Regions from separate parts of the Mus musculus genome. Here all the other regions are linked to region 1. Evidence: chromatin loops called from intact Hi-C (ENCODE). Cell type or tissue: heart. All regions are shown on one strand.

Region 1 (2,500 bases):
CTTTCCCCTATTATAATGTGTCTTGATTTTCCCCCAAATTTTTCAGTTCTTAGTATTATTCCCATTTTCTGGGAGAAGAAACTGAGGCTCAGATTCTTATAGTTATCTAAGGTCAAACTGAGGCTAAGTTGTAGAATAAAAATGTGCCTCTTCTCTCTCTCTTTCTCACTTTCTCTCTTTCTCCCCCCCCCCCATGTGTGTGAGTGTGAGTGTGAGAGGGAGAGAGAAAGAGAGAGAGAGAGAGAGAGAGAGAGAGAGAGAGAGAGAGAGAGAGAGAGAGAGAGAGAGGTGCATTTGGATGTATGGCATACTAGTGCACCACAGCATGCTTGTGGAAACCAAGAGACAACCTCAAGGGTTAGTTCTTAACATCTACCTTGTCTAAGGTGCTGTTCACTGCTGCGTACTATCTCAAGCTAGGGTTCCTGCTTCCAGTTTATGAGGCTCTGAGGATTTGAACTCTGTTCCTTATGCTTGCCCAGTAGATGCTTCATCCACTGAGCCACCTCAGCCTCCAGTGTACCTCTTTTGCAAGTGCCTTTCCTCACTTCAGGTTACCAGCACTGGCAATGTCTGATGTCACCATCACCCTGGAAACCAATCGATAGCTAATTATTAATAACTATGAAAATATTTTTGCTCTATAGCTTCAGTTAGGATTATTTGAACTACATAGAATAAAATCTTCTAACCCTGAATATCTCCTTTGGGAGTTGATTGAGTAGCCTCGTTTGAAAATGATCAAGGGACTGCCTTTAATGGTGCATGCTTCTAGAATCTACTATGATGTGTTTTCATATTTCAGTAATAGATTTTTACTGAAGGAGGCAAGCTGAAAGTTTAGGAAGGACTGGGTGACACTGGCCACACTTGACAGGCAACATGACTTTGGCATGTTCTTGTCCCCATCTATAAAATGGGTAGGCACAATCCTGTACCACCCAGTCTCCTGCATTGACTGCAAAGATCCATGTGGAATTAAAAAAAAAAAATCTGCTGCAAATCACAGCGAACCACACAGGGACGCTATTTCTAAACTCGCACAATGATCATGTTCCTGCTTTTAGAACTGACGTCTTCCCATTTCAAGAAATCAGAAAAAGGCAGAACGTCTCTTTTCAATAGAGAGTACCCAGAATCCTGGTCGTCCTTCCCAGATAGGTGCCGATGTCAGCTCAATCAGGAAATTATTAACCTCCATTTGGTTACTTAAAATAAACTCTGCTGGCTGATGAAATGTTCTTGAACACCAAGAAAACATTCCCCTGCATTTAGCAACGGCAAAGGCATCCCTCAAAACTATTTAAAATCAATAATAAAAACCATTTCAATGTATATAAACAAGTTAATCGAGTAGGCGAAAACAAAGCAAATTTCTTAATGAGAGGCCCTGTTGCCCCCTCAAGGCGCCTGCAGTAAATGCTGGTCTGTGACTCTCCTCCCCAGGAGCCTGGCTGCTGCTGTTCTGCTAACGTCTGACTTAGGCCAGGGGGGAAATGACATCACCCGGGTGGAAAACCGATCCTGCACCGGGAAACTTTCTACCTGCTTTCCATTTGTCATAATTATTTTGCACAATGCAGCTTCCATTTGCATAATTTTGAGGCGTGTCATTATCTCAATTGAAAATTGTTTTAATATGGCTGAATAACTCACAATGACATCAGCCGAAGTCCTAATGAAATATACAAGTATAATCATACAGCTAATTACCAGCCGTGTTAACATTAAAAAACAAATCATGCATAATATTAGACTATGTATAAGCAGCTGAGGATTATAAATAGAGCCGCCCTCTCTCCACAAACCCCCTAGAGTTTACTTTTAAATGGCAAGATTAATTTTCTGAGGTATGGCTCATACAGTAGATACGAAATGCCTAGATCATTACAACTCCCCATAAGGAACAATTAAAAAGAGATCGTGTGTTTAAAAAACGTATCTATTCATTGTCAACAGTTCTGACAGACAGATGGGATCGTCTGTGGATTTTATTCTTAAATCAGAATTTGCCGTTTAGTTACATCAACAGAAATTAAAGAGGACCTAGTGGGGTCAACTCGGGGTCTTTTAAACAAATATTCCAATTTCAATTAAAAAAAAAAAGAGTGACCACAAATATCCCATAAAACACTGAATGATTTCCTCCTGGGTTTAGTCCGAAGTCTGTTAGGCACCAGCTCTTTTCTGGATATTTAATCCTTCCCTTCTCCAGATCACAGGCCATGTTGAAGTAATAAATTTGAAAAGCAAATAATAAGAAATCAGGAAGGGGGAGGGAGAGAAGGAAGACAGCTGCGCAGCAAAGTTGGGTCGGGGGAGGGGCTTGAGCCCAGGGGGGTGGGGAGGAAGGCGCTCAACCTGTTGGTGGGCTGCAGGGGTCCCACTCTGCATCCACACACCACCTTAGTCAGGCTGCAGGCGGAGCCCGGAAAGCCGAATGCTTACACCCTAGGCTTTTCGGGGAGGGCGGGGGAGGGGTGTGTGCCGGGAGGAGGGC
Region 2 (2,500 bases), 740 kb before region 1:
TCTCTCTCTCTCTCTCTCTCTCTCTCTCTCTCGTCATTTGTTTGTTGCATTTTTATCTAAACACTAACAGTTCAAATGCTCCAAAGTAGGGAATCCTGGTCTCACCTTGGTATTCCACTCCCACATCTCAGGGTTCTTCCTCTCCGTAGAACAGAATCACACCCCCTGCCTTCCTCTTACCCCTCCTTGCCTCCAGGAAGGATACCATGGGGTTGGGTTCTCTTAAGACAGCAGCATTAATATGCTTGGTCATTCCTTCCCTGGAACAGGTCTGCAGAGTCGCTACATTGGAATTCTCCCTCTCCCTGAAGGGGTCTGTCTGTAACAGCCCCCTCTCTCTTGCCTTGTAGCCACCCTCTACTACCACCTCAGCTTCACTTTCCTCTGAAATGCCAAAGCAAGATGAAATTGATGAAGTCGGCGTGTTCTTCCCTAATGGGGTGAGCCAGGCTTTCTGAGCACCCCGCATAGTGACCAGGGCAAGGGACTTGGATCCTGAAGACCGGGCAGCAGATTTGAACTGGACCACCAATCACCAGCTGCGAGACTTTAGGCAAGTTCTTTTAGCTTTCCTGAACTTATCTGTCTAAGCTCGCTGGGGCTGGCTTGAAATATGTGCTCTTGATTTTGTTCCATTATCTACGCTGACTACATTTAAAGGTTTGTACTTTTTTTTTAAAGGGGGGAGGAAGAAAGTGGGGTATGGGGGGGTAAGTAAGGCTATCAAAGACTGGTTCTCCTCCGATGTTCTGGAAAGGCTGAGAGAGGGACTGGCCCCGGGCATCCTTCAGAGCCTGGCCTGCCTCGGGGCAGCTAGCCTCTATTAGCACCTGCCTCCCCTCCCCCATGTTTAGCCATAGCTGGGTCCAGCGAAGCTCTTAAGGGTAGGTGAGAGAGTTCTTGGAAGGCTCAGCTTCCACAGGGTTCCCCCCCACCCCTCTCCCCCTTTCTAGACTCCTTGATGGTATGGAACCACTTCTCTTACCCCCACTGTCCTCCTCTGCGAAGGTTGGTAGCGGCAATCCGCCAGCTTCCCGCGCTCCAGTCAGTTCTACCATCATCGGGCGTCTTGCCCTGGGCTGGCTTCCCTGCTCCCCATTCTCTCCGCCGCCCGGGAGCTCCCCCTCGGGGCGGCGCGAGGCGGCAGCCTGCGGGGTTGGCGACAGCGCGGGGGAGAGGGGCGGCTGCTGCAATCCTCCCGCCCACGTGCACCGACGGCAGCGAAGCGCCAGCAGTCGCCAGGGCCCGCGCCTCCCGCGCGGGTGGGTGCTTCACCTCTGGGGCTGGTGGGGGACCCGTAACCTGAGTCCCACCGCCGGGACCTCTATTTGCATAACCCGACCCCCCATTTCTTCCCTACCCAGGCTGGAGATGAGAGTCGGGCTCCCCACCGAGGCGTCGTCTTGCCTGTGGTCAGCGCGGGGGCCGCGGGACTGGCCGGAGCGCAGGCGGAGCGGGCTGGCGCACGTGGTAAGAGCACCACTATTTCTTCCTTTTCTCCCCCCTCTCCCTTCGAAACAGGGCTTTGCAGGGTTTTTAAGAGGGTGGGATACCCACAGAGGTTTCGCTGAGCGTTCTCTCCTGTCCCCTTTGAATTTGATCCCCAATTGGAAAGGAGATCGCGCGCAGAGCACGATCGAGAAACTTTCCCAGATAATGCTTTTGGGCGTTTGAAGTAATGGCGAGGACCATTCCCGGGAGAACAACTTTCACGGTTGGCACGAGGAGAACAGCGCTGCTCAGAGAGCGGCGACAAGCCGGCTCCTGGTGGCACTGGGGCTCCCCTGACCACCGTACTCCAATAGGGCAGGAGCCGGCGCGCTGCGGCCGCGGGCATCGCAGGTGATGGGCGGGAGAGCGCCTGCAGCGCCGCGCTCCCTCCACGGCGTGGCGCCGTGGCTCCTGCCCGCTGGGGATCCTCGCTGCTCCGGGTAGCGTGGGTCAAGAAAGAGAACAGCCTAGCCCGGTCTGAATCCCTTTTCTGCGGGACTTTGAAGCTGAGAAGGGCAGGGCAGTTTCCCAGCTTGCGTCTGCTATCCCAGGCTACGTAGATCCCGGAGCCTCGGGCTTGGGTACCCTGCAGTAGCCAGAGCGCATCGGAAGAGGGCTGGGCGCGTGGGGAAGGTGGGAACCGAGTGTCCGGAGGGCCAGCAGTTTTAGCTCTCTTAAAAGTTTTTGGTCATTTAGCAGGAAGCTTTCTCCTGGAAGGGCTTGTTTATTTATTGACTTATTTATTTGCCGGGGAAAACACGTGTGGGGGCCATGGCTACCAGAAACTGTGCCATTTGTTGTCACTCAGCGCAGAGGAAGCTCTAAGCAAGGGCGTGGGGGGGGGGCTATTCCTGGGGTAGACCTTAGGCGCGGGTGGTAGGATGCACCCCTCCCCGTGGGGGGGGTGCGGGGGGTTGGTGAGTTGTGAAGATGAAGGCAGTGTCTTCCTAGGATATCCTGACTGTCGCCAGGCAGGCAGGCGCACACACGCGCGCTGTCAAGAGGGAGG
Region 3 (2,500 bases), 190 kb before region 1:
GTGCCTTTTCCCCTAGGAGAGTTAGGAATTTATCCTAGTGTTTTCTTTAAAATCTTTTCAGCCAGAAATTCCACTAAGAGTTCATCTGTCCATTGCTTGACATATGGGCTCAACCTAATTTTATTCCAGATGGGATTTTATTCTGTATATTATTTTGTTAGTAAAAAATTTAGTTCCTACTATCCTGATATGTCTGGAATAAGCTTTTCTTGGGCACGGTTTAATATTATTTTAATATAGTTTGAATAAATAATTTGTGTATATAATTTCATCTATTTATGTAAACATGAGTGCATCTGTCTGAATGTATATACCTGTGAAAACATCTGCCTTTGTAGCCGGGATCTTACTAAGCTTTCTGCATCTTGGCAATAAGATGACAGAGAACTCATAAAGAACGCTTTACCCATTCCTAGTCTTCAGTTCTTTGAAACGGTTCTAAAACTATACAAACCTGGTGCTTTTTGGACAGGAAATATTTGCGTGCCAAGCAAATCTTTAATTCTATGGGCTTCAGAACATTTTGTTAGTTTTTTTCCCCACCTTAGGAAAAAAAATATGTTTTAAAAATCCCAGTTCTCTAAGCTTGATTCTAATAAATTAAACCATCCGTTGGCTCTGTTTTCTTTGCTAACACTATTTATTGAGAACCTCTCCTTGTATTGTTTTTCCTCTTTTTTGTCTCATTAATTCTCAAATTGCCTTAAAAGGCTGAGACCTGGAGGTTTTGGGAGGATTCAGTTTGGGGAATTTTAGGGCTGAAGAGGGGGATGATGGAGAAGAGTCTAGACAAAATGACCGGATGAAGGCTTAGCCACCACGACAGGGCCGCATGTCTCATCCTGACAGGTTAGCAAGATCTCAATAATGCCTTGTTTTTTCACAGTTGTCAAGTACAGATACATGTCATGTTTACCATTTGTTTACTTTTCATTTTTGTGGAAATAAGTATCGTACTTATGTCGTGGATTTCTATGAGGGCTAATGATGAATGGAGACCTCTGCCCCTCCCCCAATCCAAAACCAAACCAAACCAAAGCAACGTTTTAAGCAGTGCGGGTAGTGTGCATGGTCAGATCATTAATTACTCCAGTCGTCACTGCATCAGTGAAGTGACAGGCCCAGGCTTGAAAAAAACACCAAAACATGGTTGTCAGTAGACTTAACTATACAAGATGCTGTGCCCCACCCCGAGGGCCTTGCTACCGGGCAATCTATCTCATGTTGGCGGTTCTCTCGGCTCTACAGTGAATGATAAGCTGCCATAGAATGAAGTAGGGTGACTTGAATGTGGCTGTATCTAGCACGTTACAGACTTTCTGAAAACTGAGTTTATTCTTCCCATCATTAGATTTAACCAAAAAAGTCGGGCTGGAGCCAGAGGCCATACCCGTGAGCACCTCCTAGTGGTTGCTTGTTCAGTGACTGACTTACTCCTTAAGTGAGAATTTAACTCCTGCAGTGTGTAAATCCACAATGAAATAGAGCATCACCATTCATGAATTAATTTCTTCTTTCTTTTTTGGGGGGGATGGGGAAGGAGAGGCACAGTGTCATTGCTTTACTGTGTTGGGGAGACACGGAATATCTGCAGTTAGTGTAGCCAAAGACAGATTGGCCATCTGGCTTTTCTAGATCTTCATTGTCCCGTTTGATATCCCGCTACATGTGGCTCCTCAAATGTAACGGACAGAATTCAGCACTCAGTTCCCTTGTCACAGTGGGCACATTTTAGGGGCTCAGTCACCACACTGGCCGTGAGACATGATATTGGAAAAGACTTCCATAAACATTTCTACCACCCCACCCCCGGGAAGTTATACTGGACAGTTGGATCCCACAGCGAGTCAGTAACAATGAATGCAGTGGGGATTCTGAGAAGAGACCTGAGTGACCACGAGGTGGCTGGCTGAATGCCTGTGGTTCTGACCTATACACGAGGCAGCTGGCTGGATGCCTGTGGCCCTGGAAAAACATGATTAAAAATAGTCTGCTATTTCAACAGATGCTTCACAATGTTAATTCTGGTAACTTGCCCAGAGGTCCTTGAATTCAGGAATTCTGAATCCATGTAGCACAAATTAATGCAATTCATTTATCTATCTATCTATCTATCTATCTATCTATCTATCTATCTATCTATCTATCTATCTATTTATTTATTTATTTATTTATTTATTTATTTATATTTTTGTAGATCAACCTTATGGCTCTCTCTTCTCTTACCCCACTCCTGACCACTGGTCATTTCCAGCTCTTCCTCTCCACTTAGGCTTACTGTAAATAACCACTCAGACCCTGATCGCTATCAGCTGTAAAACATTTGTTCTCTTTGGCCGTTTTCCTGGAATGTATCATTAGGTATTTTCATTGCTTTTGTGCCCCAAGTGAATCTTTACCAAAGGTATTGTCCCGTTCTGACAACATTTACCAAGCAAACCTGATTTAAAAAAAAAAAAATCATGAAGTTTCCTGTTGTGCTTGAATCTCATCTACAGAG

Evidence for each region. Peaks named below come from ENCODE experiments on the same cell type or tissue, not always from the same donor. Only the 100,000 strongest peaks of a DNase experiment are listed, where the experiment ranks them.
Region 2: a loop joins it to region 1, with 5 times the contacts of the local background. A loop is called at or near these places in 3 of 42 quality-filtered maps.
Region 3: it touches region 1 in a loop (4-fold over the local background); 4 of 42 quality-filtered maps call a loop at or near these places.

What each region holds. Positions count from the first base shown.
Region 1 is chr10:68,274,024-68,276,523 of GRCm38, forward strand. The region is part of intron 2 of Arid5b (AT rich interactive domain 5B (MRF1-like)); the gene reads right to left. Among named protein-coding and RNA genes, the nearest start is that of Arid5b, 3.5 kb to the right of the region's middle. In heart, CTCF peaks have their summits at 1,034 and 1,402; a DNase peak (open chromatin) is centred at 1,468; H3K4me3 peaks cover 1,261 bases; H3K27ac peaks cover 1,034 bases.
Region 2 is chr10:67,534,269-67,536,768 of GRCm38, forward strand. It overlaps Egr2 (early growth response 2), which reads left to right and starts at 1,231. Exons shown (of 4, transcript NM_001373983.1): 1 at 1,231-1,262; 2 at 1,365-1,470. The coding sequence starts at 1,372. It overlaps Gm32255 (a long non-coding RNA gene), which reads right to left and starts at 1,912. Exons shown (of 4, transcript XR_380523.3): 1 at 986-1,912. In heart, a CTCF peak has its summit at 1,137; DNase peaks (open chromatin) are centred at 1,203 and 1,913; H3K4me3 peaks cover 1,748 bases; H3K27ac peaks cover 1,208 bases; H3K27me3 peaks cover 1,889 bases.
Region 3 is chr10:68,088,426-68,090,925 of GRCm38, forward strand. No RefSeq gene overlaps it. Among named protein-coding and RNA genes, the nearest start is that of Gm51770, 61 kb to the right of the region's middle. In heart, CTCF peaks have their summits at 1,401 (motif pointing left), 1,602 and 1,940; a DNase peak (open chromatin) is centred at 1,906.